Linked DNA regions of Homo sapiens: regions 1, 2 and 4 are each linked to region 3. Evidence: chromatin contacts called from ENCODE Hi-C or POLR2A ChIA-PET data. All regions are on one chromosome and are shown on one strand. Each heading gives the region's core, a stretch centred on a gene start or an enhancer-like site at or near the end of the contact. The rest is flanking DNA. Distances are from core to core; before and after follow the strand shown. Region 1 overlaps CTPS1 (CTP synthase 1). Region 2 has its middle 23 kb from the start of COL9A2. Region 3 holds the start of RIMS3 (regulating synaptic membrane exocytosis 3). Region 4 holds the start of COL9A2 (collagen type IX alpha 2 chain).

Region 1 (7,225 bases), core at 4,336-6,835, 340 kb after region 3:
GCCTGTAGTCCTAGCTACTTGGGAGGCTGAGGCAGGAGAATTGCTTGAACCTGGGAGGTGGAGGTTGCAGTGAGCCGAGATTGCACCTCTGCACTCCAGCCTGGGCAACAGAGTGAGACTCTGTCTAAAAAAAAAAAAAAAAAAAAAAAAAACATGGATGCCTGAGCCCGGTGACCAGGGCTCAGATTCTAGCTCTGTCATCTACAAGCGGTGAGACCTAGACAACTTACTTAACCCTCTTTGTGCCTCAGTTTCCACATTGTTAAAAAGGGATGGTGATGGTGCCTTCCTCCTAGGGTTGTTGTAAGAAGTTCATGAATACAAAGTGCTGAGAATTATGCCTGGCATATGGTAAGCACTATGTCAGCTGTCGTTAAACCCTCCCTTCTGCCTGTCCCCTTTATTCCTTTTCTTCCTGGCCCATCAGCTGAAGCTTTTCAGGAAGAGATGAAGGTCAGAGGTAAAGTTGGGGCTCAGTGCTGAGGTTGTTAAACAGGCCCCATGTAGCTGTCCCCACATTGGGGTTTGCTTTCTACTTCCCAGGTGTTTCTCAGCGTGAGAGTTTAGTTTGCTTTGTGCTGCTGGACAGGTTCCTGCAGAATGGCCTGTTGTACGAGTTTTAAGAATTTAAATCCCATTACACAGCCCTGACTTCTTATTTGCTAGTTCTTTCCATCATTCATTTATTTTATCCACTTGGAGTTAGTCTGTGGCTGCCATGTGTTTGTCAGGTGGCAGAGGATGAGAGATGGATGAAAAGGCAACGGTCTCCGCCTTTAAGGAATATTGAGTCTCTTAGGAAGGAAGGAGCACATAGGAGAGGCTGAACCTGCTGTGGCAGACACATGAGGAAGGCAGACTTCCTCATGGAGGGACACCAGGTTGGGTTGGGTAGGATGGAGAAGGCTCGGAAGGGGCATTCCTGTTAGAATAGATAGAGCACGTCCAAGGGCTTGGAGATGTGGAGCAGTTGGAAACACTGTGGATGGAAATTGTGAATTGGAGGCTGTCTGGAGACAGGCTGGTGAGGGCCTGCCCACAATTCCATGAACTGGGCCAAATCTGGGTCTTACCCTGAGGTTCAGGAAACTAACTGCAGGGTTTAGGTAGGAGATTGTAGAAAAGTGGTGAACACCCTAATTTAAAAAGTGGGCACGAGATTTGAACAGACACTTCCAAAAAAAGATGTAGGTGATAAACACGAAAAGGTGCTCAACACCTCTAGTTAGGGAAATCAGTGCAGATGAAGTCACAATGAGATAGTGACACAAACCCCCTAGAGCGGCTGAGTGTTAGAGAGGCTGTGGAGCTCTTACCTTGCTGCCGGGAGTGTAAAATGGCACCACCACACTAGAAAACAGTCTGGTAGTTTCTTATCAAGGTAGAGACGTGTGATCCAATAAGTCCATTCCCAGATACTCACTTGAGAGACTTGAAAACGTCCACAAAAAAAGATTTTTATTCAAATGGACAAATTATTCGTAATAGCTGAAATCTCGAAACAACCCAAATATTTATAGCCTGTCAATGGATCAATTTGTAATGGTTTATTTATATAGTAGAAACCACTCAGCAATGAAAAGGAAGAAACCAGGCTGAACACTGACTGGCTCAAGCCCATAATCCCAACACTTAGGGAGGCTCTGCTGTGGGAGGATCGCCTAAGACCAGTAGTTCGAGAGCAGCCTGGTCAACATAGCGAGACCCCCGTCTCTGCAAAAAAAAGTTAAAAAAGAAAAGGAACAAACAACTGATAAACACAGCAACATGGATGAACTTCAAAAACACTAAGCAAAAGAAGCCAGACACAAAAGGTTATATACTATTTGGCTCCATTTATATGATGTTCTATAAGAGGCAAAACGAATCTGTGATGATAGAAATTGGATCTGAGGTTGTTTGGGGTAGGAGGTAGAGGGGCACATTCTGGGAAGATGGTAACTTATGTTTTGTTTTGTTTTGTTTTGTTTTGTTTTGTTTTGTTTTGTTTGAGATGGAGTCTCGCTCTGTCACCCAGGCTGGAGTGCAGTGGCATGATCCCAGTTCACTGCAACCTCTGCCTTCCAGGTTCAAGCAGTTCTCCTGCCTCAGCCTCTTGGGTAGCTGGGACTACAGGTGCATGCCACCACACCCAGCTATTTTTTTTTTTTTTTTGTATTTTTAGTAGAGATGGGGTTTCACCATGTTTGCCAGGCTAGTCTCGAACTCCTGACCTCAAGTGATCCACCCGCCTCGGCCTTCCAAAGTGCTGGGATTATAGGTGTGAGCCACCACGCCCGGCTCATTCTATATCTTGGTGTGTATGTTTGACAAAACTCTTCAAAGTATGCACTTAAAATGCTTGTATTTTATTGTATGTGAATTATGCTTCAATATGGTAGAAAGAAAAAGAAAAAACCCACAAAAGCTGGGCGGAAGATGGGCTGAGGAGGCTGTCATTGAACAGAAAGCCCTCTAGAGTCTGCTGCAGAGGCTTAGCTGAGACCCGATCCTGAACACAGTAGAGTGCAGAAAGAGAGAGATTTGGGAATTTAATGATTTTGAAGGAAACTGTTGTATTTTAAAACCTCATATTTAAAAAATGTTTAAGTTATTAAATATATTAAGTTGATCACTTTAAAGCCAGTATTAAGATGATCACTTTAAAGCCAGAATCAAGAAAGACAACTTTGATAAAATGATAATATTATTTAAAAATTAAGAACGCACAGCCTGGGGTCACGAGCCTGCTTTTCTCCCCTGTCTGAATAACATCCAGTACATAGATTCTGCGGACTTGGAGCCCATCACCTCGCAAGAAGAGCCCGTGCGCTACCACGAAGCTTGGCAGAAGCTCTGTAGTGCTCAGTGAGTAGAGTTCGCTGCCTTGGGTTTCCAGAGTTCTTTTGGTTTGTTTTAATGAAAAAGTCCTCTTGTTTTCATGTGCCAGTAGTAGGTAATTGACTTGTTAAAATATTTTTTAATTGTTGAAAAGACTACATGCCATCTGATTTAATCCTTAAAAAATGCAGCTTGTCAATATCATTGGATCTGAAAAGCTGCTCTGATTTTGATATTGTTTGCCATATGCATCTATTGATGAGGCTCATTTAAGGATTTTTCATCCAGAACATTTGATGAGTACCCATCAGTAGAGTCTCATCAGTTGTTTTGGCAGCTGTTATTTATAATAGTAAAACATTAGCAAGAATTTCTGGTTCACTAGAACAGTTGAATATTACGGAGGTGTACACCTTCTTCTGAGTGTCTTGGTCAGTACGGCACACAGAGCTGATGAAGAAAGGCCCCCTTAGGGGAGCATTTTAAGCCAAGAGGTAAGATAAATTGTTAATATTAATATATGTATTTAAAATTTTGGGCTGGGCACAGTGGCTCATGCCTGTAATCCTAAAACTTTGAGAGGCTGAGGTGGGAGGATTGCTTGAGCCCAAGAGTTCAAGACCAGCCCAGGCAACATAGGGAGACCCTGTTTCTACAACAAAAACAACAAAACCAGCTGGGTGTGGTCCCAGCTCCTTGGGAGATCAAGGCTGCAGTGAGCTGTGATCACACCACTGCACTCCAGCCTGGGTAACAGTGTGAGACCCTGTCTCAAGAAAAAAAAATTGTGAACAACTCAGTACCAAAGATAGTGCAGTGGCAGTATTACAATTATGTATACTATCTTTTTCACTTGCAATAAGCATGTTCTTAAGTTACTAAGAAAAGTCCATAGTTTCATATGCAGTTTCTAAGTTGATAGTGTTTACATACAATTCATTGTCACAGTAGCACAATGTATGGGGTTAATTCATGGCTTCAGTGTCTTGGTAATGGCCCGTTAGGCGATTATTGCAAGTTGGACTGGTAGAAAAGGGGAATTGCCTTTGTGGTTTGTTCTTTTGTGCAGTGGAGTGCTGGTTCCAGGAGGATTTGGTGTTCGAGGAACAGAAGGAAAAATCCAAGCAATTGCCTGGGCTCGGAATCAGAAAAAGCCTTTTTTGGGTAAGGAGCTCTGCAGTGCAGTCTTCACTTAAGAGTAGGAAAGAGTGGGGAACGGTGCCACGTGGGAGCCTATGAACAAAGTGGGGGGATTACTGAAACATGCTGTCTTTGTGGATAGGAGCTCAAGTAGAAGCCTTCATGTTTTCTCTTTAGAGACAAATTCAGTCTTGGAAAGCTTATTTATGCTTATGAGCTACATGTAGATGTCGTGGAATTTTGAGAGAATGAATTGTGAATTCCTGTCCATTTAATGAACCCAGCTGTTTGTAGCACACGTGAGGTTGAGTTTTATATCTGCTCACTTGGCACAACAGCTGACTGTAATTGGACAAAATGATTTTGCATGCCTCCTGGTGCTGTACATTTTAGTAATTTTCAACTTGAACAATTATAAATAAAAACTTAATGAGAGAGGGTAAGAAAACTTGAATTTTAAAGTACTGAGGCTAGGCACGGTGGTTCACACCTGTAAACCCAACACTTGTGGAGGCTGAGGCAGGAGGGTTGCTGGATCCCAGAAATTTGAGGCTGTAGTGAGCCAAGATCTCTCCACTGCACTCCAGAGTGGGCAACAGCAAGACCCTGTCTGGGGGGAAAAAAGTACTGAATAGAATATCACTTACTTCTAAAATCGGATAACTTTGCAAATCTAGAATTTTCATCTACTTTACATGCAGTTTTTGAAATCTAATACAAGTAAAGTGTAACAGCAGAGAGTACTTGTTCATAGCAGGAAGTTATGAGTTTGCAATTATAATTCTCCAAATAAAGGACACAAAGGCCATTGCAGAGGCTGCTGGGAAAAGTAGGAGCTGCCTTTTCAATGGAGTTTTGTTTGTTTTTTCCCCCCGACTGGAAGGCGTGTGCTTAGGGATGCAGTTGGCAGTGGTTGAATTCTCAAGAAACGTGCTGGGATGGCAAGGTAAGCGTGCATTAAGACACTCATTCAATTCCCGCTTGTGTATTTCTGGAGGATATGAGGCCTGTTGCCGCCTGGGTGATCAGGAGCTTTGGAGAAGGGCAGGCCTGGGTTCCTAGCACCTCATGGTGTGCCGTAAGGGAGCTGCCTTGCCTCTTGAGGAACAGCACGGCTCCTCCATGCAGGAAGGAGGGAGCACAGCCAGACTCCCTCCTTTGCCTTCTGCCTCTGTGTTCCTGTTCTTGAGATTCTGTCACTTTGATCACCGTGGCCACCATCCTGAAGCTGGTGCCTGGTGTGAAGTCCTTGTCCTAAGTGAGGCTTGGGCAGTTATTATGAGAACCTGGGCTCTGGAGCTATTGAAACTGGGCTCAGATTCCAACCTTACCGCTTATGGGTGATTTTAAGCAATTTACTTAGCCTTTATGGGCCTCCGTTTTTTCTGTAAAATGGGAGTAATAAAGGTACGTACTTCACATGATTAAGGGAGATAATGTATGTAAATAGTCTCTAGTAGTGCCTGGAAAATAGGGAAATGCTCAGATAATATCAGCTCTTCGCCTAGCTGTGTATTACTATGTGACAGACCTCCCTAAAGCTCAGTGGCTCCCAACAGCAGTGACTTCTCATCTCAGTATTCTGTGGTTTGGCTCAGTGCCTGGGTTTCAGCTGCACGTGGTGTACTATCTGAGATGGCACACTCCTGCCTTGTGTTCAGCTGTGAGCTCGGCCCAGCCGGGACGTCAAGATGCTGTCTCCACCTAGTGGCTCATCATTCATTAATCCAGCCCAAGCTTCCTCACACAGGGTGGGCAGCTGGACTCCAAAATGACAGGCCTGTTATGCAGGCACTTATCAGGCCTGCTGATGTCCCGTTGGCCAAAACAAGTCACGTGGCCAAGCCCCGAGCCGGCAGGGGAGGAGAACACACATGGGTGTGAAGACTGAGCATGCTGCACTGGGGCCACCCTGGAATGGTCCACCACAGCCCATTTATTCTCTGTAGCCCACCCGACAAATACTAGATTTTCAGAAAGACCTTGTAAATTCTGTGGAAAATAAAGTAACCTGAAGGAATGTAAAAGCAGTTTGACTTTATAAAGAACAAGTGACTCTGGTGGCCAGCATATGGTTTAGGGCTGGGTTTCATTCACCCTTTCCCTGAGAGGCTGCTTCACAGTGACCTGGCGGTGTGGCTTAGTTTGGTAGACAGCATGCCCTTGAGTGCTGGCTTCTGAGTCCTGAGAGGCACTGTCTTATCACCCGCCACCCCAGAGCTGGCTTTCTGGTCTCCCTGGATCCTTCACAGCCCCAGACCTCTGCCTCTCACTTAGGTTCCCAAATGGGTAGGTGCTTTGGTGATGAGCTTACACTTCAGTTGAGACTGGACCCTGGTTCAGGCCAGGAGGAGAACAGTGCCCAGCGTTCACATAGTACCAGGAACTTGGTCCTTTGCCTTTTGGTCTTTAGTGGTTTTGCTTTGGTTAGACGGTAAGTTCAATGAAGGTTAGAAAGGTTGAGTTGAAATCAGTTCATTTCTGACTGAGCTATTGAGTGAAACAGTTGAGTAGGGCTTTGTATTAGCTGCTGAAGATGAAAGAAGTATAGAAGAAATAGTACTTGTTTATCTCAGAGAGACAAGAGTCTGAAACATTAAGACAATATAAAAACTTGGCTGGGCATGGTGGTTCAGGCCTGTAATCCCAGCACTTTGGGAGGCTGAGTTGGGTTAATCACTTGAGGCCAGGAGGTCGAGACCAGCCTGGCCAACATGGAAAAACCCCATCTCTACTAAAAATACAAAAAATAACCAGGTGTGGTGGTGTGCGCCTGTAATCCCAGCTACTTGGGAGGCCAAGACATGAGAATCACTTGAATTCTGGAGGTGTAGGTTGCAGTGAGCCAAGATTGTGCCACTGCACTCCATTCTGGGTGACATAGTGAGACTCTTGTCTTAAAACACAAACAAACAATATAAGAACTGTCACAGGCGGGGCGCAGTGGCTCACGCCTGTAATCCCAGCACTTTGGGAGGCCGAGGCAGGCAGATCACCTGAGGTCAGGAGTTCGAGACCAGCCTGACCAACATGGAGAAACCCCGTCTCTACTAAAAATACAAAGTTAGCTGGGCATGGTGGTGTATACCTGTAATCCCAGCTACTCGGGAGGCTGAGACAGGAGAATCGCTTGAGACCTGGAGGTGGAGGTTTTGGTGCCGAGATCACGCCATTGCACTCCAGCCTGCCCACACTTGTTGCCCACAAGTGTGAAATTCTGTCTCAAAAAAAAAAAACTGTCAAAGATACAGTATCTAATTAAAAA
Region 2 (7,287 bases), core at 1,055-3,554, 330 kb before region 3:
AATGGCACGATCTCGGCTCACTGCAACCTCTGCCTCCCGGGTTCAAGCGATTCTCCTGCCTCAGCCTCCCGAGTATCTGGGACTACAGCTGTGTGCCACCAAGCCCAGCTAATTTTTTGTATTTTTAGTAGTGATGGAGTTTCATCCTGTTAGCCAGGATGATCTGGATCCTCTGACCTCGTGATCTGCCTGCCTCGGCCTCCCAAAGTGCTGGGATTACAAGTGTGAACCTCACCCAGCCTATCTTCAGAACTTCTATCAGATTATTTTGAAGGTGTGTGAACATATTTTTATTTGTTTGTTAAACCTTGAAGGTGGATTGGATTTGAGAAATAGCTACTAGTTGTTCAAGACCAAGTTGGGTGAAAGATAATGGGTCAGAAATTATAATCTGGTAGTCCTCAATTTTCTTTGATTTGCTTATAATGTTTTTTGAGATGGAGTCTCACTCTGTTGCCCAGGCTGGAGTGCAGTGGTGTGATCTCGGCTCACTGCAACCTCTGCCTCCTGGGTTCAAGCAATTCTCCTGCCACAGCCTCCAGAGTAGCTGGAATTACAGGCACCCGCCACCATGCCTGGCTAATTTTTTTGTATTTTTCATAGAGACAGGGTTTCACCATGTTGGCCAGGCTGGTCTCGAACTCCTGAACTCAGGTGATCCTCCCGCCTCAGCCTCCCAAAGTTTTGGGATTACAGGCGTGAGCCACCACGCCCAGCAGTGACTGTTAATTTTGTGTACTGATTTTACGTGTCATCTTGACTGGACTAAGGGATATTAGCTGGTAGAACATTATTTCTGGGTGTGCCTTTGAGGGTGTTTCTGGAAGAGTTAACGTTTGAATCAGTAGACTGAGAGCAAAGAAGATCCACCTTCATCTATGTGAGTGGGCAGCATCCAGTCCATTGAGGGCTTGAATAAAAAGGCAGAGGAAGGGTGAATTCTCTCTGTCCTTGAGCTGGGACATCTATTTTCTCCTCCCCTTGGACATCGGAGCTCCTGGTTCTTGAACCGGTTTCCCTCCCCAACCCCACTCTCAGGCCTTCCACTGGGGACTAAATTACGCTACCGGCTTTCCTGGTTCTCAGCTTGCAGACAGTTTATCATTGGACTTCTTGGCCTTTGTAATCGCATGAGCCAACGCCCGTAATAAATTTCCTCTTACGTTATCTATATATATCCTATTGGTTCTGTTTCTCTGGAGAATCCTGACAAATACAACAATAATGCTTATCATTTAAATATTTATATTATCATAATTATTGTGTTTATAACAATATTTATTAAGCACTTGCTATATGACAGATATTGTATCAGTGTGGTACATGCATTTTGTCTTTAACTCCTCACAACCGCTCAACGAGGTAGGTCCCTTGATTATCCTCATTTTATTTATTTATTTATTTTTAATAGAGAAGAGGTCTCACTATGTTGTCCAGGCTGGTCTTGAACTCCTGGGCTCAAGCGATCCTCCCACCTTGGCCTCCCAAAGTGCTGGGATTACAGGCGTGAGCCACTGTGCTGGGCCTATCCTCATTTTATTTACAAGAAGACTGAAGCTTAGAGGTGTGAAGTGATTTCCCCAAGGACACACACCTGTTTTCCCACAGTTTCTAGCTCTGGATAGGTCTCAGTAACATACATTTTCCCCACTTTCCACTACAGCCACAGCATAGGGTTGTGCATTTTAGGATCTGCACAAAAAGGGAGGACAGAGGAGTGGGGCTGAGACCCAGCCTGGAGATGTTTGCCGCAATATTTTATTTTGCTGGTTCTAGCTTTCTTAGAGAACTCTTAGGATCTTCTGTTTGACTTGAGCCCTGGGCTGCTCCAGTTTACACTCCTCAGATCTCTAAATTTATTTATTTATTTATTTATTTTTTGAGACCAGCTCTGACTGTTGCCCAGGCTGGGGTGCAGTGGCGCCATCTCGACTCAGTGCAACCTCTGCCTCGTGGGTTCAAACCTCAGCTCCTGCCTCAGCCTCCTGAGCAGCTGGGATTATAGATGTGCACCACCACGCCCGGCTAATTTTTGTATTTTTAGTAGAGACGGGGTTTCACCCTGTTGGCCAGGCTGATCTCGAACTCCAGGCCTCATGTGATCCACCTGCCTCTGCCTCCCAAAGTGTTGGGATTACCGGCGTGAGCCACGACGCCCGGCCAAATCTCTAATTTCTAACCTTCCAATCTTCCAGTCGTTTCTTCCCACCTCCGATAGGAAGGAGAGGTGGGCTGCAGGGCAGGAAGAAAAGGCCCAGCTCCCTTCCCCACCAGTTGCTCCTTTAGACCGACTCCAGGTGAGCAGTAAATCAGGCTGGCTGGTGCTCTGGCGGCACCTAGTGGTCCTCTGCGGCAGCACACCATGATGACAGCTTGACAAGACGAATTAAAAGCCCCTTTCTCCAGGAGCTGCTAGCGAGATGAAACGGGCATAGAGGCAGATAAAGCACTGTGGGAACCCAGCGAGGGAGCAGTCGTGGTTTCTGGGGAGTTAGAACTTAGAATTTGGATTCAGCTAGACTTGGATCCTGGTTCTACCACATACTGACTGTGACCTTGGGCAAGTCATTTCATCTCTTTAAGCCTCAGTTTCCTCATTTGTGAGATGGGGAGAATAGTGTCTCTTGATGACCATGAAGTACTTAGCACAGTGCCCAGAACGCTTTGGATATTTGTTTTCGGCAGAAGGGAACTTCGTTTTGTTTGTTTGAGATGTAGTTTCGCTCTTTCGCCCAGGCTGGAGTGCAGTGTCGCAATGTCTGCTCACTGCAACCTCTGCCTTCCGGTTTCAAGCGATTCTTCTGCCTCAGCCTCCCAAGTAGCTGGGAATACAGGCGCCCGCCACCACACCCGGTTAATTGGCAGAAGGAACTTTGTAAGAAAGGCAGGGAGTGGGATGAATGTTCAGAAAACAGAGTAGGTGACAGATGATCCCCCTTCCCTGCTAGAGAAGAGCAAACACAGCTGGTCAGTCCCGTGGAGCAAGTTGGGGCAGGGGCTGAGTCTCTTAATTACAGCACAGTGAGACGACCTAGAACCCCTTCCTGGAAACAGCTGCCCATTCTGGGCTGAGCCAGAGTGCTAAACAGGTTTGCTCACCTGGCCTCTGGCTGCCCTCTTATGCCTGGCAGAAAATACCAACCATCAGCTTCCCACAGGTGCTTCTCTCTCCAGCTAGAACAGAGCAACTCCAAACTCCTCAGAATTGCCAATCCTGACCCTGGTTTCATCTGACCTCCCACTTGTTCCATCTGATTCCTTCCCAGTGCTGGTCCAACACTGATAAGCTTTAGTGTCCGCTTACATGAACTACACTCTCCTGGCTTTCCTCCTACCTCTCCAGCTGTTCTTTCTCAGGCCCCTTGCAGATTTCTTTTCTCTGCACACCCTTACTTAGCACTCTACAAGGTCCTGTCCTATCTTCTTATTCTTTATACTCTTCCTGGGCCATCTTATCCATCGGGTTGACTTTAACTGCTGCCTATATGTTTTCCTGAGTCTCAGACCTGCTTATCCAACTGCTTCTCAGATGTTCCACAGGCACCACCAAACTGACATGTCCCAAATGAAATTATCTTCTTGCCCACAAACCTGTTCCTCTTCCTGTGTGGCCTACACAGCCAGTGGTCCCACCCTCTGCCCTATTGCATAAGCCAAAACTATGGATGTCATCCTGGAGAAGAGACTTCCCTCTCTCCTCCCCGAGAAATATTATCGCCTTGTCCCAGTGACTATACCTCATAGGTGTTTAATCCATCCACCTCTCTCCATCCCCACTGCACCTACCTTATTCAGCATACCATCCTCTTTTGCTTGGGGGTATTGCAACTGCCTCTTATTTTAACTCCTTGCTTCCAGTTTTGCTCCATTGTTTTTCCTCTGTGTTCCTTTCTGGAGGCTCAAGGAGATAACTCATTGCCCAGCCTTTCCCACCTTCTAGAGGCTTCCCACATTTCTTGGTTTCCCCTTCCTCCATCTTCAAAACCAACAAAGTTACATCTTACTGACCATACTATAGTAAAATCTCCCTGTGCTTCTCTCTTCTGTCTTCCCCTTCCACTTTTTTTTTTTTTTTTGATGGAGTTTCACTCTTGTTGCCCAGGCTGAAGTACAATGGTGTGATCTCGCCTCACTGCAACCTCCGCCTCCCAGGTTCAAGTGATTCCCCTGCCTCAGCCTCCTGAGTAGCTGGGATTACAGGTGCTTGCCACCACGTCTGGATAATTTTGTATTTTTAGTAGAGACGGGGTTTCACCGTGTTGGCCAAGCTGGTCTTGAACTCCTGACCTCAAGTGATCTGCCTGCGTCAGCCTCCCAAAGTGCTGGGACTACAGGCATGAGCCACCACGCCCGGCCCCCTTTCCACTTTTAAGGACCTTGTGATTATATTGGGCCTATTAGGTAATGTAGGATAATCTCCCTGTCTCATAATCCTTAATTTAATCAATTCTTCAAAGTCCCTTTTTGCCATGTAATGTAACAGATTCACAGGTTCTGGAGGCATCTTTGGTAGATCATTATTCTGCCTACCACAGACCATTCTCTGGCCCCAGTATTCATACCTGTCTCACGAACAAAATGCATTCACCTTATTCCAAGGTCCCTAAAAATCTCAGCCCATTAAAGTATCAACTCAAAGTTCAAAGTCTCATTTAAATCTCATTAGCTCAAGAGTTTCAGATTTATCATGGATATTATCTAAATTAGGTTTTGGATGAGACTCAGCATAATCTATCCTGGGGCAAAGTTTCTCTCCACCTGTGGACGTGTGAAACTAGAAAATAAGCTTCTGCTTCCAAAATACGATACTGGGTCTAGCATAGGATAACACTAATAGACATTCCCATGTAAAAAGAGAGAAAGGAAGAAATAGAGGAGTCACTAGTCCCAAGCAATTTCAAAATTAAGTTAGACAAACTCCATTAGGTTTCAAAGCCTGGAAATAATACTTTGCAGCTCAAAGCTCTGCCCTCTGGGATCACAGCTCTGTCCTCTTAGTCATTCTTCCTTTTTCATGAAAGGTTCAGCACATGGCTGCAGCTGGGTGGTTTTATCAACTTGTTTCCTGCCTGTAGAATTTGGGGGATCTTATAGCCTTCTTTCATTTCATACCCTCTCTATCCTGTACAGTCCAAGCTCAAGTGTTTCTGCTGGTATAAAATTCTCAAGAACCCCGTGGATCTCTCATGTATGTCACTCCATTAGACAAAATGCTCCTTTGCAGATCTTCGCTTGATAAGCCCGTTTCTATTTCTGTCTTCTGTTGAGGTAGCTGAGGGGATATATGAGTCTCACACTTAATCTCTTCAAAAAACCTCTTATGTGACAGAATACTCTGAACTTTTTTTTTTTTTTGACAGTGTCTTGCTCTATTGCCCAGGCTGGAATTCAGTGGTGCAACCACAGTTCACTGCAGCCTTGACTCTCCAGGCTCAAACAATCCTCCCACCTCAGTCTCCCAAATAGCTGAGACTACAGGCAAGCACCACCTACCCAGCTAATTTTTGTTGTTGTTGTTGTTGTTGTTGTTGTTATCTGTAGAAATGAGGTCTCCCTATGTTTCCTCAAGCTGACCTTGAGCTCCTGGGCTCCAGCGATCCTCCCTTCTCAACCTCCTAAAGTGCTGGGATTACAGGCCTGATACTCTGACCTTTTGATCTTTCTGAGGTATTAGCAAAAGGTTGTCCAGCCACGTTCTTGGCTTTTTCTCTAAAGCACACTTTCCTGACAGTGAATTTCATCATTTTAACGTCTTTTGCATCTGAATAGGCTGAGAATTCCCCCAATCATCAAGTTCTGTTTCATTTTTTGTTAAACATTTCTCTCAAATTATCTGTTTCCTCTCACATTTTACTGTAAGCAGCAAGAAGAAACCAGACCACACCCTTCAACACTGCCTGGAAATCTCCTTAGCTAACTACCCAATTTCATTGTTTTTTTGTTGTTGTTGTTTTCTTTTTGAGACAGGGCCCCACTCTGTCACCCAGGTTGGAGTGCAGTGGCACGATCTCGGCTCACTGCAACCTCCACCTCTGGGGTTCAAGCAACTCTCCTGCCTTAGCCTCTCTAGTAGCTGGAACTACAGGTTCCTGCCACCACGCCTAGCTAATTTTGTATTTTTAGTAGAGATGGGGTTTCTCCATGTTGGCCAGGCTAGTCTTGAGCTCCTGACCTCAGGTGATCCACCCGCCTCAGCCTCCCAAAGTGCTGGGATTACAGGCATGAGCCACCTTGCCCGGCCTCAAGTTCATTGTTTATAAATTCTGTGTTTCATATAACTTCAAGGAACTGGATAAGCTTTTTGTCACTATGTACCAAGGATCCTCTTTCCTCCAGTTTCCCCTAACATATTCCCCATTTCTTTCTCAGCCGTCACCCATAGCACCTTTAACAGCCATATTTCTTCCAAGTCCGTTCATGTTCTCTAAATTGGTTGATATTTTCTTGACTCTGCTCATTACTGATTCCAGAGTCCTCACTGTCCAAGCTGTTAGCATTCACATTTCTCCCAGCAGTCTGATCAAGGCCATACAGGCTTTTCCCATCATGCTCCTCAGTGTTTTTCCTGCCTCCTCCCAAAGTTCAGTTCCAAAACCACTTCTACATGTTTAGGTATTTGTTACAGCAGTAACATAATCTGTATTCGTTTTCTGTTACTCCTGTAAGAAATTACCACAAATGTAGTGGCTTAAAACAATACAAATTTCTGGCCAGGAATGGTGGCTCACACCTGTAATCCCGGCACTTTGGGAGGCCAAGGCAGGTGGATCACAAGGTCAAGAGATCGAGACCATCCTGGCCAACATGTTGAAACCTCGTCTCTACTAAATATACAAAAATTAGCTGGGCATGGTGGTGGGTGCCTGTAATCCCAGCTACTTGGGAGGCTGAAGCAGGAGAATCGCTTGAACCCGGGAGGCGGAGGTTGCAGTGAGCCGAGATCACGCCACTGCACTCCAGCCTGGTAATAGAGCGAGACTCCGTCTCAAAAAAAAACAAAAAACAAAACAAAAAAACCCCAACCAAACAAACAAACAAAAAAAACACAATACAAATTTGTTACTTCTAGCTCAGTAGGTAAGAAGTCCGAATGACACGGGGCTAAAATCAAGACGTGAGCAGGGCTGCACCCCTTTCCTGAGGCTCTAGGGAAGAGTCTATTTCCTTTCCTTTTCTCTTTTCTAGAGGCTTTCTGCATTCCTTGGCTTGTGGCTCCCTTCCTCCATCTTCAAAGTTAGCAATGTGACATCTCCTTGACCACTCTTCCACAGTAAAATCTCCTTTGCC
Region 3 (7,881 bases), core at 1,486-3,985:
CAAACCACACAACCCCTGTGACTCACCATTCCCAGCAAGCTCACCTCCAACCAGAGAGCACTTGTTTCTAACCTCCGCCTTCAGTTCACACACACCCCAGCTGGTAAAGCTCTTCTGTGAGGTCAGTGATATACCAGTGTAGGAGACAGCCCCACTGTCAGTGAGGACAGTGTAGAAGTCACTCCTCCCCTGGGTCAACAAAATGCCAGTGTGGGAGAAACACCCCCATCGTCAGCAAAATGCCAGTACAGGAGACGCACCCTGCACCCCAAGTCAGCAGATTGCTAACAGGAGAGACAGTGCCACAGTCAGCAAAAGGCCAATGTGAGAGACACTTCCCTCCTCTTCTGGGGCCCATGACATTGACTGGGGGGTACACACAGAGACCTCTCCAAGGTGGTGCCCCTGGAGTGGGAGGAGGCACTGAGGCAGCTGTTGCCTGGGGGAGAAGGTTGTGGCTGGGGAGTGGGGCAGGTGAGAGTTCTCACATGGCACTAATGAAATCAACCACCAGCCTGCTCCCCCCTCCCCAGGGACCCTCCAGGCTCCAGCTGATGCAATGCCCAGGCCAGATAATTGTTTTCTTCCCTCCTTAAAGGGCCAGCTGCTACTGCAGCTGCAGACATCACCCAGACCCCTGACAGACCCCACAGAGCTCAGCACCTGGGCAGGAAGTTGGGAAGCCCAGAGAGTAGCAGCTTTAGGCCTGGGTTCTGCGCAGTAAAATCCAATTAAAGTCCAGAGACCAGAAGCGTCGTTGAGCAAGGAGGGAGGGAGAGAGAATAGTTAAGACAGTGACACAGACCACATGCCCTGGGAGAAGGGACCGTGGTCCCTGCTGGGTCCTCAGCACCTGGCTCCTGCACGCCCGCCCAGCAAGTACTTGGCACAGGGGTTGCTCATGAGTTCAGCAGTTAGCTGCTGAGCCCTCCTGAGTGCCAGGCACTGTGCTGCGCAGCTCAAATCCACCATTTCACTCACTCCTTCCTGCTACCCACATAGCAGCTGGGTTTGTTTTACTGAAAGAGTCTCAGAGAGGGGAAGTGATTTCCTCAATATCACACAGCCAGAAAGTGGCAGAGCTTGGGTTTGAAGCCAAGTTTAACCAACTCTGGGCTTCATACCCTGCAAAGGGTCGGATAAGTGTAGAACCCCAGGGCTGGAAGTCCCTAAGCAAGGCAGTCAGGAACAGAAGGCAGGGAAGGGGTCTGTGGGCCCTAAACAAACAACAAAGGGCATGGTGCTTGGTTTAAGCACAGGGCACATGGGTCACCTCCCCAGCACATCCCTGCCAACCCACCCACCCCGCCTCCCAACCAAGAATGCCCCATTAGGCTACCCACATGCCCCCAGGGACAGTTGGCAGCTGCCTGATTACAGACTAATTGGTGGCTGGCAGCAACTATGGTGGGGTGGGGGAGATGGCTCATTAACCCCTTGTTGACCAGGCCCAATCCTCCTCCCATGACTTCAGGCCCCAAACCCAAGGAACCCAGACTTAAGAAGTCATCATGGATAGAGGACAGGACCAAAGGAGCAGCAGCCTTCTTCCCTACATCCTGATAACACCCCTGGGGCTAGGGTTGGACACATATTCACCCAGGTGTCCAAGCCCTGAAGGACCACATTGAAACAGGCCCCAAGTGGCAGTGCCAGCCAATGCCCCCTGTTCTCCAGCCTTGATATGCCATTGCCCACCCCATTCCAGGATCCTTCCTGAGCCTTCAGGACCAGGACACTGAAGAAACCCACTCCTCAGGGCTGAGTTGTCCAGAGGTGATGGGGACATGGAGTCCAGGTACCCAGGCGGCCAGTCAGGGAAGAGCTCCTCCCTATGAATGAGAGCATGCCCAAGTTGCCCATCAAGGGTCCTGCCAAGCCTCCCTGAACCCTGGGCTCTGCACCATGCTGCTGACCAACTGCATTCCCAGCTTCCCAAAGCCCCCTCTTCCCACCCCAGGGCTGGAGTAAGCAGCACTCCTTTTCTTTTATGGGGTGGAGGGGGTCCTCTGGACACCACAACGGTGTCACGTTGAGGAAAAAGTGGCTGCTTCTCAACCAGGGCACAGGCAGAAGGGAGAAAAGCAGGCTGCCTTCCAGCTCCCTTTCCAGGAGGGATTTTAAGCACTTTCCAAAAATGCCATGCCAGGCAATGCTGTTGAAGACCAGGGCCCCAGGAGCTCTGAGCATCAGCAAAGAACTCAAGACTCTGGGCCCCCTTCCCCATTTTCCAGGCTTCCCCAAACACCCCACGTCCCTCTCTCATCCCTTAGTCCCCTCCCCAGAGCCCTCTCACACCCTGTGTTCATCCCCCCACCCCCGCCCCTGCACACTCACATACCTACGTTGCGCTTCATGGCCAGAGCCCCCCTCCCCCCGTGGTCCTCCAGACCTCTGCAGCCCCCTCCCCACGTCCACTCCCAGGCGAGCAAGGCCTGCTGACTTACCCGGAGGTGGGGCCGGGGTCCAGACAGGGAGGGGGCCTCCACAGGCCGAGGCGGCTCCGCAAGGCGGGGCAGGTGCTGCCCCGGGACCCCGCCCCGCGAACCCGGCAGTAGGCGCGGCCCGGCCCCAGGCTGGCGCGGACTCCGAGTGGATAGGCACGCGGGGCGGGGAGGGGCGGCGAGGGAGGCTCACGGGGGCATCGCCCGCCACCACGGGGGCAGCTCCGCTCCGCCCGCCTGCGCTGCCGGCTCCGCAGCAGCCACCGTTTTCAGTCGCCGCCGGGTGCAAAGCCCAAGCTTGGGCCGGCGGGAGGCGAAGGGGAGGCGGGGCCTGCCGGGGGCGGGGCCGCGTGGATGGGCGGGGCCAGTGGGCCGGACCTTGGTGGTGGGCGGGGCCTAGGGGAATCCGGGGAGTTTGGCTTGCCGGGTTGTGGTTGGGGGACCTACATTAATGAGGCTTCCAAGAAGCGGGGTCTGGGGAAGCCTCATTCCTCTCCGTGTCCCTAGGACTCTCTTGCCTCCTGCCCGGCCTCCCCTCTCCACCACCTACCCTATCTGTTCTTTCTCATCCTTCCTTTTCTTTGGGGCACCTCCCAGGACCTCACAGGCACCACGGCGCCCCCTGCCCTGCCCTGCCCTGAAGCAGTTCCAGGAACGTCAGATGGTAAGAGAAGAAACGACTTACAAACGTCAAGTCCATTTTACAGATGGAAAATCTGAAGCTCAGATAGGAGAAAAGACTTGCCCAAGTGCCTGGTATGAAGAGAAAGACTTTATAATGTCCCTTTCAGACAGAAGGAAGTAGAGTGGCCGGCCCTGAAGCCCAAGTTAACCTGCTTCCCCTGCGCTCTCTACTTCTAGAGCAATGGTTTTAAACTTGGGGCGATTTTGCCCCCCAGGGAACATTCGACCATGTCTGGAGACATTTTTGGTTTTCCCAACGAGGAGGTTGCTACTGGCGTCTCATGAGAAGAGACCAGGGATGCTGCTACACGCCTTCAATGCACAGGACAGCCCCTGCGCCAGAGAATTGTCAGGCCCGAAATGTCAGCAGGTTTCTGAGGTTGAGAAACTCTGTTCTAGGGCCTGGCATCTGCCTATATAAACTTCCAAATAGACTCCTGGAGTCCTGGGTTCTTCTGCAGCCCGGGAGGATACTGTATGAAGTCTTTCCTAGGGTCGTGCCTGCCCCAACTTGTATATTTAACCTTGCTTAGGACTGGTCAGTTCCACTCTTGGGCTCCAGTGTTTTGAATTCCACCCACTGACAGAGAGGACAGAATAATTAATATTTGCTGGAGGCATGTAAAACCAGTAGTCTCCCTGCTGAGGGCATGAATTAAAATGTAAATGGGAGCTGGGTGCGGTGGCTCATGCCTGTACCAGTGTTTTGGGAGGCCAAGGTGGGTGGATTGCTTGAGGCTGGGAGTTCGAGATCAACCTGGCCAACATGGTGAAACCCCATCTCTACTAAAAATACAAAAATTAGCCAGGTGTGGTGGCACACAACTATAGTCCCAGCTACTCGGGAGGCTGAGGTACGAGAATCACTTGAACCCAGGAGGCGGAGGTTGCAGTGAGCCGAGGTCGCACCACTGCACTCCAGCCTGAGTGACAGGGGGAACTCTGTCTCAAAAAAAAGTAAATGGGGAGTGGGAAGGTGGGGAGAAAAAGGAAAATTATTGGGATTAAAGGATCCTCCTGGGGATTGCTAGGAGGCATAGTCATCCTACGCCTTCCCTTCTCACCTGGTCTGTGAGAAGCATAAACTGAGGCCCTACAATGTGAAAAGCCTCAAAGTGCGTTCCATAGCTGGTCAGAGGTGGAGCTGGGGCTCCTGATTATATTTACATATTAATTAAAGCTTTGTTATCAGCTATTCTACCTCAGGCCTAGGCCTGGACTAGGGCCTGGGTGGTAGAATGGGTTACTCTGGAGCAGCAAGGGGGACTAGATTAGGGGAGGTGGGATGGAGGCCAGGGCAGGACCTGGAACGAGGGTGGAGGTGAGGGGTGGGAGCACAGAGAGGAATCAGGCTTCCTGTGTGCTCCTCCCTGGCCCCTTTCACAGAGACAGGTAAACCAGGGGTTCCCTTTGCACATCTGATGAAAACTTAGCACTATCTCTCTGGAGATGTGCAATGTATATTTTGCATATAATTTCAGTATCTTCAAAGTTCTATATTGGTTACCAGAAGGACTGGATGGGAGGTGGGTGGAGAGGGGGTTGATTCTTAAGTGTATATAGAAGAATAAACATACAGGAATAAAAAGTCCAGGAAGAAAAGTAATGAAAAGGGATTTGTCTTACCCGATACTAAAACATACTATAAAGTCAATGTATTTAAAGCAGTATGGTATTGAAGCAGGACTAGACCGATCTGTGGAACAAAATGGAGTATGGAAATGGATCCAGCCCCACAAGGGAATTCAATGTATGATAAAGATAGCACTTCAGGCCCGGCACAGTGGCTCATGCCAGTAATCCCAAAACTTTGGGAGGTTGAGGCGGGCAGATCACTTGAGACTAGCCTGGGCAACATGGCAAAACTTTGTCTCTATAAAAAAATACAAAACTTGTGGCCGGGGGCGGTGGCTCACACCTGTAATCCCAGCACTTTGGGAGGCCGAGGCAGGCGGATCACAAGATCAAGAGATTGAGACCATCCTAGCCAACATGGTGAAACCCTGTCTCAACTAAAAATACAAAAATTAGCTGGGTGTGGTGGCATGCACCTGTAGTCCCAACTACTTGGGAGACTGAGGCAGGAGAATCGCTTGAACCCAGGAGGCGGAGGTTGCAGTGAACTGAGATCGCACCACTGCACTCCAGCCTGGTAACAGAGCAAGACTCTGTCTCAAAAAAAAAAAAAAAAAAAAAATTTATCTGGGCATGATTGCACACACCTGTAGTCCCAGCTACCAGGGAGGCTGAAGTGGGAGGATTACCTGAGCCTGGGAGGTCAAGGCTGCAGTGAGCTGTGATCACGCCACTGCACTCCAGCCTGGGCAACAGAGCAAGACCTTGTCTCTAAATGAATGAATGAATAAAAGACAGCACTTCAGACAAATGGGGGGCGGAGTTGGTAGGGGGTTGTGGGCGGGGGGGGGGGGGTTGGTGGCGGAGATCAAATGGGTGGAATAACCAGCAAGTCTTTTGGGGAAATTACAAAAAGCTGTGCCCTTATTCGACACTGAAATAAATTCCAGGTGGACCACATATTTAACACCATAATGTATCAGAAAAAAGACATGAGTGAATATTTTAATAATCTTGGAGATGGAAAAGACTTTCTAAGCATGATGAAACCTAGAAGCCATAAGAGAAAACATGGAAATGTTTGACTACAAGGCTTCTATACAGAAGAAATGGCCATAAGTCAGTTTGAAAGACAAATGACAAAACGGAGGGGATATATCCTGGTTGCCCCCTACCCTGTCCCCTCCTGCCCGCCAGCCCCTCCAAGCCGAGACGGGGACGAGCAGGAGGGATGGCTGGGGCTGTGAGAGTCGAGACCGAGCACCTGGCAGAGGCTTCTCCTGCGGCGCTCTGGCCAGCGCCCACATGTTTAGGGGCCGGGAAGTCCCGGAAACCCCAGGCGGGCCATCTGGGTCCTCAGCAGGTGCCTTGGCACAGCCGAGCCGAAGTCCTCCTGGAGGCTGCTCACCACTTCCCTCGCGTGGCCATCCTAAGAACTGCAATCCTCTGTTCCTGCTCAGCCCCTTCTGAGCATCAAGGCGAGAATTTAAAAATAAATAAATAACAGCTAATTTTTTGAGGGAACTAACCATGTTCCAGGCATTGTGTTAAACACTTAACCTAGCATATTTCATTTTCCCCTCAAAACAGCTCTTCGAGGTAGGTGCACTGTATTCTTATCTCCATTTGATGGACGGAAACTGAGGCTTGAAAAAAGTGACTTGTCTTTCTAAGTGGTGGCACCAGAATTTACTGCCACATTCCTGGCCTCAGCTCTTAATGTAATAAAGCCAAACCTTTGGGAAAATTCAATAAAACAAACTTTTTTGAGGTTTACCTTTATCCAGGCCTTTTGCAGGTGCTGGGGATTCTGAATTGAGGAAAATAGTCATCAGAGGTGACAGCAGAGGAACACTCCTGATACAGCGAATCCTGATGGCTACAGAGGACTCATTCACCCCAGGAAGCGGTGGGGGCAGTGGGGAGGGATCCCAGAGGAGACGTCCTCCAAGCTGCATCTTGTGGAGAGAGAGTAGTGGGGTGGCACTTACTAAGGTGGGCTGGATGACAAGTGGGGCTTGGGGGAGGAGCAGTGATCTATATGCTCTGAGTTTGGGGGTAGACCACAGATGGGGCTGAATAAAGTACACCAGGACCAAGCTAAGGAGTTTGGGTGCAAAGATTTTTTTGAAAGCTTTTCCATGTTTCAGTTGCTTGGGTCTAGGGACAGCCTGCTCTGCCAACCCAACCTGCCTCCTTTGCAGATGCTTTCTCACCCCAGTTCAAGGTGCTCTCAGAAACTTGGGAGTCCCTCCTGATTCCTTCCTCTTCCTCACTTCTATCCACTTAATTATCAGAGCCATCCAGTTTGCTTCCTAAATACTTCCTAGGTTCACCCACTTCTCTCCATCCCTCTTGCCTCTCCTCTAGTCCAGCCTGCCTTCCTGTCACTCCTGAATTCAGCTGCTGTTGGTGACTTGGTCTCACCACCTTCAAACTTTTACACAAGAGAAATCCTTCTAAAACAAATCTGACCACATCCCCTCTCTTACTGAAAATGCTTTTCATTGATTCATTCAACAAATATCAAGTATTTATTATATGTTGAATATTCAAGATATAATTATGAGCAAAACATGGAATTTAAAGCCTATGGGGGTGACAGACATGAACCAAATCACCCCCTAAATAATTGTATAATAAAAACTGGGTTAGATGCTATGGGAGGGACTGGCCTAGACAGGGAGATCTTTGAATGCTCCCCAAGGCATCCCATCTGAAGCTTGAATAGCAGTCAGCCAGATCAACAAGCCAAGGATGGGTAAGAGCTTACACAAAGGCCCTGAAGTTGCTTCTCTGAGTTTCTGTTTCCTTGTCTGTATAATGGGAATATTTAGAGTTATGAGGATTAAATGAGTTAATATGTGTAAAGTTCTTAGAACAGACCTTAGGATATAAATTTTCCATAAGTGTTAGTTATAATTTTATATATATATATATATATATATATATATATATATTTGAGATGGAGTCTCACTCTGTTACCCAGGAGGCAGTGGCGTGATCTCTGCTCACTGCAATCTCCGCCTCCCAGGTTGAAGCAATTCTTCTGCCTCAGCCTCCTGGGTAGCTGGGATTACAGGCATGTGCCACTACGCCTGGCTAATTTTTGTGTTTTTTGTAGAGATGGGGTTTCACCATATTGGCCAGGCTAGTCTTGAATCCTGATCCACCCACC
Region 4 (7,561 bases), core at 1,482-3,981, 350 kb before region 3:
AATAAAAACCAAAAACAAATCACAGGAGCATGAGAATAACCCTGGCCGGGCTGGAGAGGGTGACAGCAACATGCAAGAAGGTACAGACATGCTGATGTCATGAGGTGCCAGCTGTGAGACCCACTACCAGGGCTGGGGGCTCCAAGCTGATGCCTCTTGGATTTGGGCACGTGTGGGAGGAAGGTTGGGGCTTTTAGAGAAACGTGAAGGGGGATGAGCGAGTTGGGCAGCAGCTCTATTCCAGACTGCAGGGCAGGAGAACGGGAAGCTGAGCCAGTGGCAAGGACCAAGGGGGACTGCAAGGGGGAAATTCAGTGTTCCCAAGGAGGGAAGGACCTCCTTCCAGTGCCAAAGGACCCTTGGTGGTGGGCAGGCAGGGCCGGTAGAGTGCGATTCAGCCCCAGAGAGGCCTCCAGGCATTTCAGAGCCCTCAGCAGCCAGGGCCTGGCCGGGGGCCCAGCATCCTGTGTTTGGGGGGTGGGGGCACCAGGTTGAATAGAAGTCTGTCCAGACTGGTAAACATCAAGCGGCCCTCCTGCGGGAGCTTTCAGAATGAGGTATTTAACCCTCACCCTGCAGGGAACAAGCCCAGCTGATTCTAAATCGGGGAGAGAAAACCGAAGGGAAGAGACAGGAGTCTGGCCCAAGCTGGTCGGTGGTCTGGCCAAGGCTCCCAAGCGAACCTGAAGAAGCGTCCAGATGTGCCAGAGGCAGGGTGAGGGGTTGAGTCGCCTCCTACCCCACAAGGAGGGGAAAGGAGAGGAGGGGGATGAGGCCTCGCTGTGAGCTGCGGCCGGCGGACTGAACAGCAGCTCCTTGTCTGTCGGCGGCTATAACGGGCTCCGCATGTCAGGGCTGGTTTGAGGTTTTTGCAGAACAAACGGCGTCCTTGTGGTGCGGGCCGGCGCCGCCTATTGGCGACGAGGGGCACTACATCTCCGGGCACCCCGAAGTCCCCACCCCCACCACAGCGCTCACAAAGTTCTCCTTTGTCTGCCGCCTCCCTCCCGCCCTGGTCTCAGGTTAGAGACTTACGTCGATGCCGTCGGATCCAGGCACTCCCGGCGGTCCCGGGGGACCCGGGGGGCCCCGCTCTCCCGGTGGACCTCTCTGAAAAACACACACGGGGTGGGGCAGTCCTCAGACAGTGCAGGAAGCTGGGCGTCCCCGGGGCTGCAAGCGACCCTGGGAGCGGGGTCCTAGGGGCGCAGCTCTTCCGCGAACTCCCACGTATTGAGAATCTTCTGTATAGCAGGCACTGTGTGCCATTACATGCATTCATTATCTTACAGAATACTCAGAACCGGGAGGCGGGCGCTATTACGGGCCCCAGTTTGCAGTCGAAGAAACTGGCTCAGAACGTGAAGGGTCCATGGTCACTGAGAGTGGGCGGCGGCGCCAGGAGTCCGCCCTGGATCTGCCCGACTCCTTCCACTGTGCCAGTTTGCCCTTGCGCGGTCGCGGTGGGGAATAGATGGAGACGTGGACAGCTCAAATAAATCACAGATGGAATGTAAGGTTGTGCCTAGCAGGCTGCCGGCCCTCAGTGAGCGGTGGCTCGGGTTGTTGTTCTTACGTGAACGACAGGCAGAGACAGCGCCTCCTCCTCTCCCCATGGTGCGGGAAAACCCGACGGGAAAGTGGGGGAGGCGCAGAGAAAGGAGGTGTAGGGAGGTGAAGCGGGTACTATCTTCCCACTCGGAGCGCCCCTTCGGCAGCACAGCTGCCCGGTCCTCCCTCTGCTAAGCCCTGACTGCTGCAGGGGAGCAGGAGGAGCCGGCACCTCCCAGAAAGCAGACCCTCTCTCTGGATCCCGTTTGCCTGCAATTCAATGCCCCTGGGTGGGTGTGAGGTTTCAGGGAGGTCACAAGTCATATCAAGATGAGGCGAGCTCACAGCTGGAGAGTCTCCATCCTGCTGCCCATCTCTGAACAGATCAGAGATCTTAAAAGGCGGCCCTTTTAAGAGGCCAGCTCGGACCCAGGCAGGGGTCCCGGTGCCCACGACCTCCCCAGGCCGCGAAGTGCCAGGCTGGCGCCCCGCAGGCGAGCTCGAAACCACACCCAGCACCCGACCGGGCCCAGTCTCTGCCCTACCCGCGCGCCCGCAGCCCCCGGCGGCCCTCGGAAGGGAGACGTGGGTAGGCGGGCAGGGCCGAGAGGCCGCCTCGGGGCGACAGCGGCGTCTGGTTGGAGCCGGCGCCCCCTGGGAGGCGGCGGGGGCGGAGGCTGCGCAGCGGGTGAATGAGCACCATTGTATGCCCCGCCACCTGGGCTCCCCGGGCTGCCAGGACCGGGCGCCAGCTCCTGCCCCACGCTGCCTGTCCCGGGCCGGGCCGCGCGTCTGGGGACGGGTCCCGTTTGACTCTCCGGCTCAGCCACCTCCATTCACGGTGCCGCGATGGGCACCATGTATGCACCCACCGAGGGGACCTGCCCGCGGCGCTGTCCTCAGGTGGCCTCTCGGGCTAGGGGTGTCAGTAGGCGCGGGACACAGGCAGAGCTCCTCCATCCCGGACTCCAGACCCCGCACCCTGGACCCTGGCAGCGGAGGGGCTGCGAAACTTACAATCTGCGCCAGAGCGAGCACTACCACCTGGAGGAGAACAAGGAGGCTGCGGGGGGAGGCCGTAGCGGCGGCCATGGCTGGCGGCGAGACCAAGGGGGACGGGTGCGTGTCCGCGCACGCACCGACGGCAGAGTCTCCCGGCGCTCCTCCAGCGCTGGCTGTTCGCGGGCAGGGTGGGCTGGGGCTCCTGAATATGCGGGGGGCGGGGCGGGGGCCGGCGTGAGCTGTCACCTGAGAGGACCGGCGGGGTTGCCGGGAGGGAGGCCGGCGCCAGGCATCCAGCTCCGCCCCGCTCGGTCCAGCCTCCTGCGCCCACCCTCTGTCCTCGAGGGGCGACCGGGGTGCGGGTCGGAGATGATGGTCCAGTTTCTTTGTGAGAAGGCATAAGGCCGTCTGAGGTTCCCCTCGGGACCTTCAGGCCCCAGCACCTTCCCCCTGACGCACAGCCTGTGCCCCATCACTTACCCTACGTCCTCTCCAGGGCCCAGGCCGAGAGCACCTCGGGCTCTGCAGATCTTGCTGCAGGCTCTCCCCAGCTCCCGCCCACCTTGCTCCCCTCTCCTCTGGCTCCTTCCTCTCCAAGCACAAACAAACAGGCCTTTTCCATATTAATATGCCACAGTCCTTCCTGGATCAGCCGTCTCATGAATACTCCATCGGCCTCTTCCAGCTCTTTAGTGGAGCTGTGTGCACCTCCCCCACCCCCGAACTTCCTCACCTCGCTTTCACCTCCCTACTCTGTCCCAACAAGCAAATCTGTCTCCTGGAGGTCTGCAGTGAAGCCCAACCCTTCTTCGGTCCTCCAGGCAGGAAGCTGTTGGCATCTTCACCTGCCCTTGAAGTCTTCCCCATCCAAGCTCCTGCCATCCAGCTCCCCTTTTTCTATTGCCTTTAATTCTCTGCAGCTGCCTTAAGCACTGGTGTGTTTAGGATTGGGCCTTCTCACTCCATGTTCATAGAAACAACTACCACTTTATTCACCAGAGTTTCCGAACCCCGCTGTCCAGCATAGCCCGACTCCAGAGAGCCTTCCCTTCCCTCCCACTCACTTAGGCAATATTGGTAAAATGCTTTGGAATCTGACTTTTTCACAATTATAGATATGACCACAGGCACCCCAAACTCTATGAAGTCTCATTTTCCTCATCTGTAAAATGGGGATACTAATAGTCCATATATATATATATATATATTTTTTTTTTAAGACAGAGTCTTAAAAGGCTCTGGAGTGCAGTGGCACGATGTCAGCTAACTGCAACCTCGCCTCGCGGGTTCAAATGATTCCCCTGCCTCAGCCTCTCGAGTAGCTGGAATTACAGGCATGAGCCACAATGCCTGGCTAATTTTTATATTTTTAGTAGAGATGGGGTTTCGCCATGTTGGCCAGACTGCTCTTGAACTCCTGACTTCAGGTGATCTGCCTGCCTCAGCCTCCCAAAGTGTTGGGATTACAGGCATGAGCCACCGTGCCCAGCAAATTGTCCTTATCTTAAAGGGTTTTTGTGGAAATTGAATGAGATGACTCATGCGAGGCATTTAACCTCGAACCAGCACATAGTAGGTGCTTGATACATTTTAGCTTTCCTTATGATTTATGGATGACTGTTTTACTAGGTTGGCATCCAATGTGGGGAAGCTGGCCACAGGCAGATCAGCTAAAATGATGAACCTAGTTGAAGCTAGAAAAGTCCAACTCCATTGGGCAGGTTAGCAAAGGGCTCTGGATTTTGAAAGGTTGTCCTGGAGCTGAGTTTGGGAGAAAGAGCTTGAGAGAATGTAATTGCTCTGCCTAACAGAGTGAAGAAGAATTTGAAGTTTGTTGGAAGATGAGAGCAAGAGGAGGAGGATGTAAGAGAGGGATGGTGGGCATTGCTTGGGGTGGGTGGGGTAAACCTATAAAGGATTTTTAGAACTGGGATGTCCAAATTCAATTTTAAGTTGTTTGTTTCACATCACTTATCTCTCCATCTTTTGTGGGCTAACCACAAGAAAGGCCTTGTGTGAGTAAGTTTTCTTTTTGTGTGTGGAAATTATGGAAAGAGGATGAGTTTCACAGTCTGGACAGCACACATTGATGTATTAATTACCTGTTGCACCATAACAAATCACCCTAACATTCAGCAGCTTAAAATGACAATTTCTTTGGATTAGGAATTTGAGAGTGACTCTGCTGGTTCGGTCTGGCCTGGGGTCTGTTATAAGGTCATAGTCAGATGGTGGCTGGGCCTGATGTCACCTAGAAGGCTTCTTCACTCACATGTCTGATGTCAGTACTGGGAAGCCTTCAACCGCTGGGGCCGGAACAGCTGGAGTTGCTTGGACAGTTCTCTCCTTTATCTCTTTGTGGGCTTTCCATGAAGTTTCTCCAACATGGCAGCTTCAAGGTAGCTGAACATCCTCTATAGCAGCTCAGAGGGAGTAGGAGAGCACCAGACTGAAGAGAATTGCCACTCAGGACCCGTCCTTGGAAGTCATGCAGTGGCACCTTCACCACATTCTTACTGTTGAGGCAATTGCAAAGGTCTGCCCATGATCAAGGGGAGGGAACAGAGACCCCACCTCAAGGATGAATGTTAATGTCACATTTTTTAATTTTTTTTTTGAGATGGAGTCTTGCCCTGTCACCCAGGCTGGAGTGCAGTGGCGCAATCTCAGCTCACTGCAACCTCCGCCTCCTGGATTCAAACGATTCTCCTGCCCCAACCTCTGGAGTAGCTGGGATTACAGGCGTACGCCACCACTCCCGGCTAATTTTTGTCTTTTTAGTAGAGATGAGGTTTCATCATGTTGGTCAGGCTGGTCTCGAACTCCTGACCTCATGATCCGCCCGCCTCGTGATCTGCCCGCTTTGTCTTCCCAAAGTGCTGGGATTACAGGCATGAGCCACCGCGCCCAGCCAGTGTCACATTTTAAGAAGAGAATAAGGGATAAAATTTATTTATTTATGTCTTTCTTTCTTTCTTACTTTTGAGACAAGGTCTCCCTCTGTCACCTAGGCTGAAGTGCAATGGAGGAATCACCACTCACTGTAGCCTCAAGTTCCTGGGCTCCTGATCCTCCCACTTCAGCCTCCTGAGTAGCTGGGACTACAGGCATGCACCGCTGCACCCAGCTAATTTTTTATTTTATTTTATTTTACTTTGAGACAGAGTCTTGCTCTGTTGCCCAGGCTGGAGTGCAGTGGTGTGATCTCGGCTCACTGCAACCTCCATCTCCCGGGTTCAAGCAATTCTCTTACCTCAGCCTCCCGAGTAGCTGGGATTACAGGCGCCTGCCACCATGCCTGGCTAATTTTTGTATTTTTAGTAGAGACAGGGTTTCACCACATTGGCCAGGCTGGTCTCCAACTCCTGACCTCAAGTGATCTGCCCACCTCGGCCTCCCAAAGTGCTAGGATTACAGGCGTGAGCGACTGCACCCAGCCATGCACCCAGCTAATTTTTTATATTTTGTAGACACAGGGTCTTGTCATGTTTCCCAGGTTGTCTTGAACTCCTGGGCTCAAACAATCCTTCTGCCTTGGACTCCCAAAGTGCTGGGATTACAGGTGTGGGCCACTGCACCCAGCCTGGGGATGCAATTTTTATTATTGATGCAACCATCTTTGGAAAATACATCCTGCCACACTTGGGGTTATAAACTGAACCAATCCAGTGGTAGCTGAAGCTTAAAGCTGGAGCCAATCAAGATAAATTTTAGGCCAGGCAAGGTGGCTCACGCCTGTAATCCCAGCACTTTAGGAGGCCGAGGCAGGCAGATCATCTGAGGTCGGGAGTTTGAGACCAGCCTGACTAATATGGAGAAACCCCATCTCTACTAAAAATACAAAATTAGCCGGGCATGGTGGTGCATGCCTGTAATCCCAGCTACTCAGGAAGGCTGAGGCAGGAGAATAGCTTGAACCTGGGAGGTGGAGGTAGCGGTGAGCTGAAAGCACGCCACTGCACTCCAGCCTGGGCAACAAGAGTGAAACTCTGTCTAAAAAAAAAAAAAAAAAAAATTATATATATATATATATATATATATATATATATATATATATATAAATTTTAGGGAAGGCTTTGGACCACAAGACATGGACTGGAGGTTCCAGCCAATTGCATATGGGTGTTTGTTTGTTTTTGGAAACAGGCTGGAGTGCAGTGGCACAATCTTAGCTCACTGCAGCCTTGACCTCCAAGGCTCAAGTGATCCTCCCACTTCAGCCTCCTCAGTAGGTACTTCTTGCATAGGACTCTTAAAGCACAGGGAGACCCTGAATAAGTGGAGAGTCATATATCTACATTTCTGTATAAGAAAACTCCATGTTGGCCAGGTGTGGTGGCTCATACCTGTAATCTCAGTACTCTTGAAAGCTCAGGCAGGAGAATCACTTGAGGCTAGGAGTTCAAGACCAGCTGGGGCAACACAGTGAGACCCCTTTCTCTACAAAAAAAAAAAAAAAAATTAGCAGGGTGTAGTGGTGTCTCCCAGCTACTTGGGAGGCTGAGGTGGAAGGATCACTTGAACCCTGGAGTTTGAGGCTGCAGTGAGCTATGATTGAGCCATGACATCCTAGCCTGGGTGACAGAACAAGACCGTCTCTAAAAACACAAAAAATAAAAATAGAAACTTAAAAACAAATGGCTAGGTATGGTGGCTCATGCTTGTAATCCCAGCACTTTGGGAGGCCAAGGTGGGAAGATCCCTTGAGCCCAAGATTTCAAGACTGGGCAACATAGATGTATATATATATAATATTTGAAATCTATGATGAAAGTATATATATTTAGTTTATGATAAAGGTTAAATTCAAGAGCAGTGAGGAAAGGGTAGACTAGATGTTGAGGTAATTGGCCATATATTCAGAAAAAAATTCAACTTAGATTTCTATATCAGCATACCAAAACTATATTCTTGAACAAATTAATTGAGGGCCCATATATAAAGATAGCAAATTATAAAAGGCCTAAAATAAATTTAAAAAATAATTTTTTTTGTCATGGAAAACATT

What was found. Hi-C counts contacts between places; a loop is a spot of excess contacts on that map. ChIA-PET counts read pairs that join two places held with the same protein, here RNA polymerase II (POLR2A). Pooled maps may share reads with other maps.
Region 1: a pooled map shows a loop between it and region 3 (7-fold over the local background). The contact joins the enhancer-like site here to the promoter of RIMS3 in region 3. A Hi-C loop is called at or near these places in 7 of 50 pooled maps. POLR2A ChIA-PET finds 5 or more read pairs at or near these places in 3 of 52 experiments (Panc1, RWPE1 and SK-N-SH).
Region 2: a pooled map shows a loop between it and region 3 (4-fold over the local background). The contact joins the enhancer-like site here to the promoter of RIMS3 in region 3. A Hi-C loop is called at or near these places in 1 of 37 single-sample maps with no recorded cell type and 5 of 50 pooled maps. POLR2A ChIA-PET finds 5 or more read pairs at or near these places in 4 of 52 experiments (B cell, CD8-positive, alpha-beta T cell, Caco-2 and 1 more).
Region 4: a map of CD8-positive, alpha-beta T cell shows a loop between it and region 3 (4-fold over the local background). The contact joins the promoter of COL9A2 here to the promoter of RIMS3 in region 3. A Hi-C loop is called at or near these places in 1 of 168 maps with a recorded cell type or tissue (CD8-positive, alpha-beta T cell), 2 of 37 single-sample maps with no recorded cell type and 6 of 50 pooled maps.

What each region holds. Positions count from the first base shown.
Region 1 is chr1:40,998,271-41,005,495 of GRCh38, forward strand. CTPS1 (CTP synthase 1) reads left to right here. Exons shown (of 19, transcript NM_001905.4): 10 at 2,759-2,847; 11 at 3,890-3,984; 12 at 4,844-4,906. Among named protein-coding and RNA genes, the nearest start is that of SLFNL1-AS1, 13 kb to the right of the region's middle. RefSeq lists an enhancer at 5,721-5,870. Within about 2 kb of position 5,586, at least 12 of the 41 ENCODE cell types and tissues checked have a DNase peak (open chromatin) inside an H3K27ac peak, as active enhancers do.
Region 2 is chr1:40,336,552-40,343,838 of GRCh38, forward strand. No RefSeq gene overlaps it. Among named protein-coding and RNA genes, the nearest start is that of COL9A2, 23 kb to the left of the region's middle. Within about 2 kb of position 2,305, at least 6 of the 41 ENCODE cell types and tissues checked have a DNase peak (open chromatin) inside an H3K27ac peak, as active enhancers do.
Region 3 is chr1:40,662,947-40,670,827 of GRCh38, forward strand. It overlaps RIMS3 (regulating synaptic membrane exocytosis 3), which reads right to left and starts at 2,736. Exons shown (of 8, transcript NM_014747.3): 1 at 2,448-2,736. It overlaps LOC105378675 (a long non-coding RNA gene), which reads left to right. Exons shown (of 2, transcript XR_947238.3): 2 at 3,042-4,730. RefSeq lists enhancers at 347-1,004, 5,965-6,114, 6,175-6,224 and a silencer at 2,452-2,881.
Region 4 is chr1:40,314,555-40,322,115 of GRCh38, forward strand. COL9A2 (collagen type IX alpha 2 chain) reads right to left here and starts at 2,732. Exons shown (of 32, transcript NM_001852.4): 1 at 2,569-2,732; 2 at 1,036-1,110. The coding sequence starts at 2,643. RefSeq lists enhancers at 547-806, 1,590-2,226, 2,227-2,863 and silencers at 977-1,036, 1,047-1,146, 1,907-2,416.